2 separate regions of the Homo sapiens genome follow, and region 1 is linked to region 2. The links are chromatin contacts, found by Hi-C in ENCODE. All regions are on one chromosome and are shown on one strand. The core of a region is the stretch at or near the end of the contact, and the rest is flanking DNA. Distances in the headings are between cores, read along the strand shown. Region 1 overlaps LOC112268263 (a long non-coding RNA gene). Region 2 overlaps LINC01358 (long intergenic non-protein coding RNA 1358).

Region 1 (4,631 bases), core at 678-3,177, 290 kb before region 2:
GTCCCTGTTTTCATGGAGCTTCTATTGGATTTGGTCTTCTCCTTTGATGTTGAGGGGACTGACTGAGGTCCTCAGAAGGGAAGAACTTGCCTAAGAACTGAAGGCAACCTATTGGCAAAGCTGATATTTGAATCCAGGCCTCCTAAATCCAAGATCGAGACTTTTTCCATATACTACATTTTACAAAAGAGATTCATCTGCAGCAGATTTTAACGTTAGCTAGGACTTAAGTACCTCAGCTAGGTCAAGGTCCATTCACTGGAGATTTCTGCAAATGAGTCCAAAAAAATGATGTTTTTTTAATTTCAAGTGTCCCACGGAGAAGTTTCATATTTATTCAGAGTCCTTGTCTTCCATTATTACACCTAGTTGAATGAAACTGTATAGTATGAAAGGAGGTAGGGAGAATCAAAACAGGAAAAAGATTTGGGTATCTCATAACTGCTGAAAATTAGCAAGACATGGAAGTCAAGAGATCTGGGTGCAGAAGCAGTTTCTACTTCTTCCTACCTGTGACCTTACCTCTTTAGGCCTGTTTTCCCACCTATAACATGAGGGATTGCATTATAATAATCTCAGCATTCTTCTCCAGCTCTAAATTTATGATGAGTCACCCAACAGTGCCATGCAGTGAAAATAGCCCTAAGGCCCTAAGATGTAATTTCAGAGAGTGACTGTGGTTCAAAGATGAAAAACTGAGTGTTAATTGCCCCTTCTCCTGTGCTCCCATGGTCCTAGGGCAGGGTGCTGCTGTAGTGCACATTCTGCTGTGCATGCTGAGAAGCTGGCTCCGGGTCTGCACCAGCAGAAAGGTCTGTGCTTATGGAGGGTGAGCACTGTGTCCTGTGCACTGCCACGTGACTGTTTTTGTAGGCCTTTCTTCCCATCAGACCATGACTACTTTGATGGCAGGGACCATGTCTTATTTATCCTTCTGCCTTAGTGCCTGCCGCTGAGTAGTCTGTAGATGTTTACAGAGTGAAGGAATCAATGAATAATGACTGAGTGAGAAAACTATACTTTTTCAGGGTCAATAAAGGAAATAGCACAAGAGAATCTCCCCTGATAAACTTGTCAAAGTGATCCCAGAATTAAACATTCAGGCTGGAGAGGTTATTAGTGACTTGCTTAAGGCCACATTGTTTAAAAGCAGCAAAGCTAGGACTCCTTTCCTCTCTCCTTTTCTTTCTTTTATTCAGTACCCCAAAAGGGTGTTTGGCTCCAGCATTGAACACAGGTGACTTTGAATAACAATTTATCGGAACAAGATGAATTTTGAAGCAGGTAGGAGGGTGGCTTTTGAGTCTGACAGATGTGGGTTCAAATCCTCTGGGGCCGCTGACTATCAGTGTGATCTATGGCAACTTAACCTCCCGGAAGCTCAGTTTCCTCGTGTGAAAAGTAGAAGTGATAACATCTCCACCATCTCCCTTGCAGGCTGCTTCTGTGGGGTCATTTGAAGGCTTATGGTTAACCCAGATAAGAGGTAGGATGGGAGTTTCTAACACAAGTCTCTTACTGTCCTGCACGATTTGTTGCTTCAGAGAAATGGGGTCTTCTCTATCTTTTTTGAAATTCCATTGTTGGCTTAGACAATGAGTAGCCTTCTGTGTATGTGATGTACATTCTCCCCCAGACCTACTGTTATGTATTTTCCAGCCTACTGAGGTAGTCCAGGCCCATTCACTATACACATCAGTGTGTGCTGGCTTGTGTTTTTACCCTTTCTGCAGCTACAGCCTGAACTAAGACTGGGTCCTTGCAGCTCTCCAACACATGATTGCTGCCTGCCAGAACCACAGACCTTTCTCGGGACTGGCACGAATTTCAGCCAACAGAGCCTGCACAGAAACACATGGAAAAGGCTTCCGGTGGAGCTTACTGTGAGTCACAGACAGCCATAGTTGCACTGGATAGAGAGCTGGCAGATGCCATCAGCATATGCCCTTAGAAACTTTGGTTGTTTTGTGGCCTGGAGAAGAGCCCAGAATTATGGAGCCTAAGAGGCAGCACCTCTGCTTTCTGAAGAGGAAGCCGTAGTGCCGTGGACTTCACCACGTGCACAGTGGCTGCATCCAGACCTGAATGCCCCTCTCATTACTCACCGGAAGTGAGCTTTGAACACTTCACACAGGAAGATGACTCGCTCCTCCAACAAGATGCAGAAAGTCTTTCCAAGCAAATGACTTGAAGTGTTTAAATATTCTGTTTCTTAGTCTGCTTTTTTTCTGTTAAATCCTTCAGCTTGAATGAGCACCTTTATCTGCAAATTGATCTGGTTGTAGCATCCCTTGACCATGTAGGTGGATTTTTAATTTGTACTTAAGGCCAGTTACAATATGCCATCTGCAACTCTGCTCCCTTTATGCTCCTGTAGCACTGCTATAGAGAGGAAGGGTTTGTCGTAGCAATGGGAAATAAAACAATGAGCATACAACTTTTACAATTGGAAATGAAGAAGCATAAAAAAAAATAACGGCTGATATTTGTTATCGGTCAGGCCTGAGTATGAGAATTATGGGTCTCTAACATGCCTGAATTAGCAAGAGGATGAAATTGCAAGAAGGCAGGCTGGAGAACAACCTCTTGACCCCACTCAGCATTTTGGAGCATGGCAGCTTAACAGATCCAACACAGAAAACAAGGGAATGGGTTAGTCTGGTGCTCATTCTCAAAGGTAGATGTGTCTGAAGTGAGAACTCTTGTTTGCATTCTCTGGAACCAAGTAGGGATCTGTCATCTTTTGGGAAGATCTGTCCTTCCTCAGCAGGTGTCCCATCAGCAAGGACAAAATCTGGAACCCAGATTCCAGGGAAAGAAACTAAGAAGAGCTAGGCATGGATCCAGGCCATTCAACAATAGGCTAGGGACAACAGCAGGCTCTGAGCTCAGGGAAGGGACGCTTGGGCAGAAACTAGTCTTACGGGATTGGGGAAGGTAGCACAGTATCACAGGGAGAGCATGTCTTTGGACTTGAAGAGACATAGATTATAATCCCAGTTTTGGTGCTTACTAGCTATGTGATTGCAGGTAGGTCAGTTTCCTTCATGGGACTCATCTGCAAAATAATTCTTACAGAGGCATCATAATACCCAAGATCATAGTCAAATAAACTTGGAATAGAAACTCTGGCCCATCATTTATGAACCATTAGTTCCTTAACTTTTGTCCTAACCTTCCTTAAGCCTCAGTTTTCCTATCTGTAAAAAGGAGATAAGATTACTTATCTTAGATCTAGTGTGAGGATTAATTGAAACATTGCAAGTACAATACTCAGCATAAGGCTCAGAACACAGAACACATTCCATAAATGGTGCTATGATTGGTCCTGGGATATTGGCTCCTGGTCTGGTTGGCAGTGAAGGCAAGGAAAACATGTGTGTGGGATATGCTGACAGTTTAGGGGATGTCCTAGAGTTTCCCATAGTTGTCCCAGTCAGTTTGATCTTGGTATTATGCACTAGGCTGTGTACTGTTTGGCCCCAGTTAAGATTCCAGGTCTGAGAACATTTTTGAAGCCCCTAGATGGATGGGCTGAGGTGATGAAAGAGGTAACTTTGATATGAACTATGCCTCAATAAGTGGGTTCTGCAAACTGGGGAAGGCAGGGCTGAAGCTGACAGCTTTATAGTTCAAAGAGTGTTTTCCCAAATATGATTTAATTTAATTTAACCCTTATAGCTTGCATCACCAAAATTGTCCCCAAATGAAGAAACAAAGATCCTGAGAGGTTCCCTAAGTGGGAGTCAGTGCTGGTACAGGGTCCTGAACTTGGCAAGACTGCAAAACCATGCTCCACCTGTGTCGCAGCAAGGCTGTGGTGTCTGTCCCAATGCAGTAGTCAGTGAGGATCTGCTCTCTGCTCAGTCCTGTGGAGGAGGCTCATAGTGTTGACCCTGTTCCTGCCCTATATATATGTGTATAGTATAATAATAATAATTCTGGGGATGTAATACAGTTACTATTTGTTGAGCACTAACTGCTTAACATATGCCATCTTATTTTTTTTCACAGAAAAACACCATAAATAGGATTTCTGATGTCCATTTTATAGATGAAGAAGGAAGGTTTAGCAAGGCCATTCAAGGATACACAGCTAGAGGACGAGATGGAATTGAAGTCCCTTTGTCAGCATCCTTTTCATTCTTGATGCCATTTCATTTCCCCTCCTGGTATGTTTTGTTATGCAGTTAGCTTAGGCCTAATTTTATATAACCAATTATAAACTGTGAAATAGGATTCTGGTATGAATTTCCTATTCTTCTCCCACTAAGCAACTGATGAATCCCTTCGTGGTCAGATGTGACGAATGGGATTGTTTCTGTTCTACTATGGTTTGAATTTCTACCTTGATAATTACACAAAAACACTATCAACAAAGGTGGACGCCAGGTAAACACTGCTCCCTCCTAAATGCTTCTATGGCTGAGATCCATTCTCTTGCTCTTTTTCTCCTTTCTTCAAGAACAGATGTTCATATTCTTTGCCAATTTTTCTACTGAGTTATAAGAACACATTATATATTAAGAAAATTAGTCCTATTTATTTGTCTTATAGGTTAGAAATATTTACCTGTTGGTCAATGGTCTATCATCTGAATATATAGTATTTTTGGGGGCCTCTGCATAATA
Region 2 (4,656 bases), core at 1,877-4,376:
AGGGCCGGCCTAAAGCAAGACACAGACATAGGAGTCAAATGTTCTTGGGGTTCTAGTCCCAGTTCTGCCCTGGTGTTTCTTACACATCTTTTGGCAAGTCCTTACCTTCCCTAGCCTTCAGTTTCCCATCTGTACAACGGAGATAATCATCTGAGCTCTGTCTGCTTCCTCTGGCTATTGCGAAAGCTTTGGAAGGAATGACACCTCGGCTGCCTCCCAGGAACTAACCATCCCACTCTGCCCTTTTGGCCTCTCCCCAGCTTGTCAGAGTGCTGCCTTCCTTCACGTCCTTGGCTTCCAGCCCTCACAGGCATGAGATATCTGGGCCCCAACTGACTGATGACCAGCAGATTCTAGTATGTGGGGTGAGGGTGGGGAAGGTTCATTCTTGCTTGACTGGCCTGCATTGCCCATCAGCCTAGATTCAAGCCATGCAAAGAAGGCCTCTGAGCTCAGCTCTCAACTGATGCTTTTTGAATTGAGCAGAGTGACCTTGCTGAAAAGTAAGTCTGATCATGACACTCACCAACTTAACCCTTGCCTACAGGTGTTAACCTGGTCCCCCATCTGCGTTACCACTTACTATCTCTCACTCAGACTAATAGACCTCAGCTTTTCTGTGCCCACTACCCCTGCTCAAATCCATTATTTGCATAGTCACCAAGAGAGCCGTCTAAAATAAAAATCCAATTAGGCTGCCTCCCCTCTTAAAACCCATTATTCACTGCAGGGATTCTTTTCTTGTCTTTTCTTTTTTGAAACAGAGTCTCACGGTGTTGCCCAGGCTGAATACAATCGTGCAATCATGACTCTCTGCAGACTTGACATCCTGGGCTCATCAAGCAATCCTCCTGCCTCAGCCTCCCGAATAGCTGAGACTACAGGCACCCACCACCACATCACACTCTACAAAAAATTTCTGTTTTTTTGTAGAGATGGGGTCTTGCTATATTGCCCAGGGTGGTCTCAAACTCCTGACTTCAAGTAATCCTCCTGCCTTGGCCTCCCAAGGTGCTGGGATTACAGGTGTGACCCACCACACCTGGCCAACTGCAGGGATTCTTTATTTGAAGATCATGGATAGGTTTCAGGAAATATGTGAACACTCTGAAATGTATACCCTAGTTCTGTTTGTGTGAGTATTAACTTTGATCAGATTTTCAGAGAGGTCTGTGACCAACTTCCTGCACTAAAAAATGTTTACAAACCACTGCTCCACAGGATAAAGTTCAAACCTCTCAGTCTAAAGGAAATACAAAGCCATTCATGACACAGTTTTTACATACACCATCTTCATTTTGGATTTCTCAGCCCCAATTGCTTGAACATGTCTTGCCGTTTCTTATCTCCTTGCCTTTGCTCAAGCTGTGTCCTCTGTCTTGAAGATCCTCTTTTTCTCATTCTTTCCAGGGATCTCCCTCCCTTGGTTAAGTCCCAGTTAACTAGTATAACTTCATTCAAGAGTTTCTTCTTCCAGGAGCTTCCCAATATGATTTGGCTGTGGGCCCCACCCAAATCTCATGTTGAATTGTGATCCCCAGAGTTGGAGGTAGACGTGGTGGGAGATGGTTGGATCATGGGGGTGGTTTCTAATGGTTTAACACTGTCTCCTAGTGTTGTTTTGTGACAGAGTTCTCACAAGATCTTGTTGTTTGAAAGTGTGTAACACCTCCTACTTCGTGCACTTTCTCTTTTCCCTTCTTCACCATGTGAAGATGTGCCTGCTTCTCCTTCACCTTCTGCCATAATTGAATGTTTCCTGAGGCCTCCCCAGCCATGCTTCCTGTATAGCCTGCAGAACGGTGAGCCAATTAAACCCATTTTCTTTATAAATTACCCAGTCTCAAGTATTTCTTTATAGCAATGTGAGAATGAACTAATACACTTCCTCTGACCCTCTCCTCCACACCCATGCTGGGGAGATGTTCTTCCGTGGGATCCCACAATCGACATCCATCTGGCTCTCTAGAATTGCACTGTTCATGTAGTGCTCACAGAGATGAAAGCTCTTTGAGAACAAGACCACACATTATCGCTTTCTTCCTCTCCTTTTCTCAAGCAGTGGTTCTTGGGGACTGCAGCATCTCACCTTCATAGAAACTCAACACTCAGACCTCACCCCAGACCTACTGAATCAGAAACTCTGAGGTTGGGGCCAGTGAGCTGTGCTTTAACAAGCCCTGCAGGTGATCCTGATGCCCGCTGAAGCCTGGGAACCATAGTCCTGAAAAAACGTCCCTGGCTCTTGTCTGTTCTGTTGTGATAGCTCCTAACTGGGCTTCCTGCTTCCTCCTCTGTCACCTTCCAATCTATTCTTCATCCTAGAGCCAGAATTATCTTTCTACAACATGGAAGGAAGGGCCCTCCTCAAGAGCCTTCAGTGGCTTCCATTTGCACCTATAATTAAATCCTGATCCCTCACCATGACCTACAGGACCCTGTGTGACCTGGCCCTGCATCTCTCCTATGCTGACCCCCTACCACCAGGCACGATGGTCTGCTTTCAGCTTCTGAGGTCAACCATCCCTTCTTGCCTCAGGCCATGTGCTGGGATGGGGAGAGGAATATGGGTGAGTCATCTTCTCCATCCTTGAGGAGGTATAGTCAACTAGGGGAGACAGATATGGACACAAATAGACATGCAGTTCATAGAAAGCAAAGTAGCAGGGCTGTGCATATGGTACAGAAACAGCAAAGACTCATTCTGTTTAGGGACTTTTGTTTTGCAGTGATTTCCAACTCTGCTTCTAAAGTTTGAAGGTGTAGTTTTTCTTATTCGAACATTCCAATACTAGGCATTCCATTGCCCTGAGCCTCAGTCCTGCTACTGCCATTCAGAAGCTATGCCCACCGTGCAGGGGCATTGGAGGGAGTACACGAGGATATACATCAAACGTGCCAAGCGGAGGGCAGGGTCTCTGCAGGGATCAGGGACTCCCATGTTTCTGGAGCAGATTCAAGTTTTGATGTTGTGGGGACTTACCCTTCCTGAGCTTCAGTGGGAAACTAAGTATCCCCTGAAAAAACTGAGGTGTTAAGGAGGAGGCTTGAGGTTGGGCCTACAGCAAAAGAAAAGTTCCCCTCCACTTTAAGAAATCTCCCTCCTGTGGGTGTGGTAGTGAATGTGAAAGTAGAATCTGCCTCCTGGCCCCTGCACTTACCAGAAGGGGCAGTGGTACTTGCAAAGGAGTTACAGAAAGAGCAGCAGCTGAACAGGAACTGGGGCCACCGGTTCTGGGAAGCTGGGGCTTTGGGGGAAGCGCCTGGCAGACCCCAGTGTTTACAAACTTCAGGAGCACCTGAACCCCAGCCTGTGTTAGGCACAGAGCAAATTGTGGTGAGCTACTGGCACAAGTCCTCTGGAGCCAGAAAGTCAAGACAGAAAGCCAGGATGACTCCTCTAGGGCCCAGGGCTCACAGTTCCCTGGACAAACAGCCTCACTGTGGCCTCTGGGAAAAGGTGGGAGGCAGAGCAGGCTGGTGGGTTAGATATTCATTCATTCATTCCCAATTTCCTCATCTGTGAAATGGGGAAAGAAATTCCTTCCACGTCTACTTGGATTGTATATAGTGGGGAAGGGTAGAGAACAGGTTGCTATGGAGACCAAATGAGATAATACATTCAGTTATTCATTTAATATACACTAAGCACCTGCTACGATAAAAATAATAATGGGCACTTATTGAGTACCTAGTGTATGCCAGGCACTATGCTAACTACTTTAATCCTCACAATCATCCTCCGAGGTAGCTGCCCTGATTTCCATTTACAGATGAGGAAACTGAGGCTCAGAGAGATGACTTGCCCAGATCACACAGCTAGTCAGTGGTGGATCTGGGATTTGAGAGCCACAGTGTTAAATGGGGCTCAAGTCTCAGCTCCTGTACTAGAGTCAGGGATCTGCAAGGTCAGGAATTATCATTTATCAATCTCTGAATCTTCGGTGCTTAGGCCACGGCCCAGCACATAACAGCTGCTCACTAAATGTGGGTAGGCCTCTTGCATATCTACAAGACAAGGTGAGATGAAACAGTCTGGTGGGGAAGTCAGGGAAGCAAACCAGCAGCAGGTAATGTAACAGGATCTATAGCAGATGTGCCTTCAGAGAGCTCCCTGAGGTTTGTGCTGGGTCACACTGTGTACCAATCAGGGTCCCAACAGTCTGACAGCTCCCAGGAAATAGCAGATTTCAAGGAGGGATTATATGCAAAGGTGCAGATATAGAAGAATCACAAAAGAGAGAGTAGGCACTTAATAGCTCCTGAACTGTTCTCACAACTCTTAATAGCTGCTGAACTGTCCTGCAGAGTTGCTTTCCTCAGGAGGAGCAGTGAGGAACATGGCCAGTTCAGTGACGTTGCAAACAGTGTATCAAAGGAATATCATACTCTCTCCCTTCCTCTTTTCCCTCCCTCTGGTCTCCTGTGGCTCCCTGTTGGCCAAACCCAACTAGAAACAGAAGGTTCAAGAACCCACCAATTCAATCCCCATAGATCAACCTCTTGAATACAGAGCAGATGAGGAAAGGTAATGTATGGATCTAGAGGGGCAAATGAAAGGTATTCTGCATGGACCGTGATATAGTGTGGATGTGTGTCCCTACCCAAATTTCACGTTGAAATGTATCCCCTATGTTGGAGGTGGGGCCTGGTTGG

Evidence for each region. A loop is a pair of places that touch in the nucleus more often than their neighbours do. Pooled maps may share reads with other maps.
Region 1: a loop to region 2 is called in a pooled map, with 5 times the contacts of the local background. The contact joins two enhancer-like sites. A Hi-C loop is called at or near these places in 3 of 168 maps with a recorded cell type or tissue (GM12878, K562 and mammary epithelial cell), 2 of 37 single-sample maps with no recorded cell type and 9 of 50 pooled maps.

What each region holds. Positions count from the first base shown.
Region 1 is chr1:58,753,629-58,758,259 of GRCh38, forward strand. It overlaps LOC112268263 (a long non-coding RNA gene), which reads left to right. Exons shown (of 9, transcript XR_007066129.1): 7 at 4,015-4,172. Among named protein-coding and RNA genes, the nearest start is that of JUN, 28 kb to the right of the region's middle. RefSeq lists an enhancer at 1,374-2,573. Within about 2 kb of position 1,928, at least 28 of the 41 ENCODE cell types and tissues checked have a DNase peak (open chromatin) inside an H3K27ac peak, as active enhancers do.
Region 2 is chr1:59,043,730-59,048,385 of GRCh38, forward strand. The region is part of intron 2 of LINC01358 (long intergenic non-protein coding RNA 1358); the gene reads left to right. Among named protein-coding and RNA genes, the nearest start is that of LINC01358, 26 kb to the left of the region's middle. RefSeq lists enhancers at 1,926-1,975, 2,831-2,900. Within about 2 kb of position 3,127, at least 6 of the 41 ENCODE cell types and tissues checked have a DNase peak (open chromatin) inside an H3K27ac peak, as active enhancers do.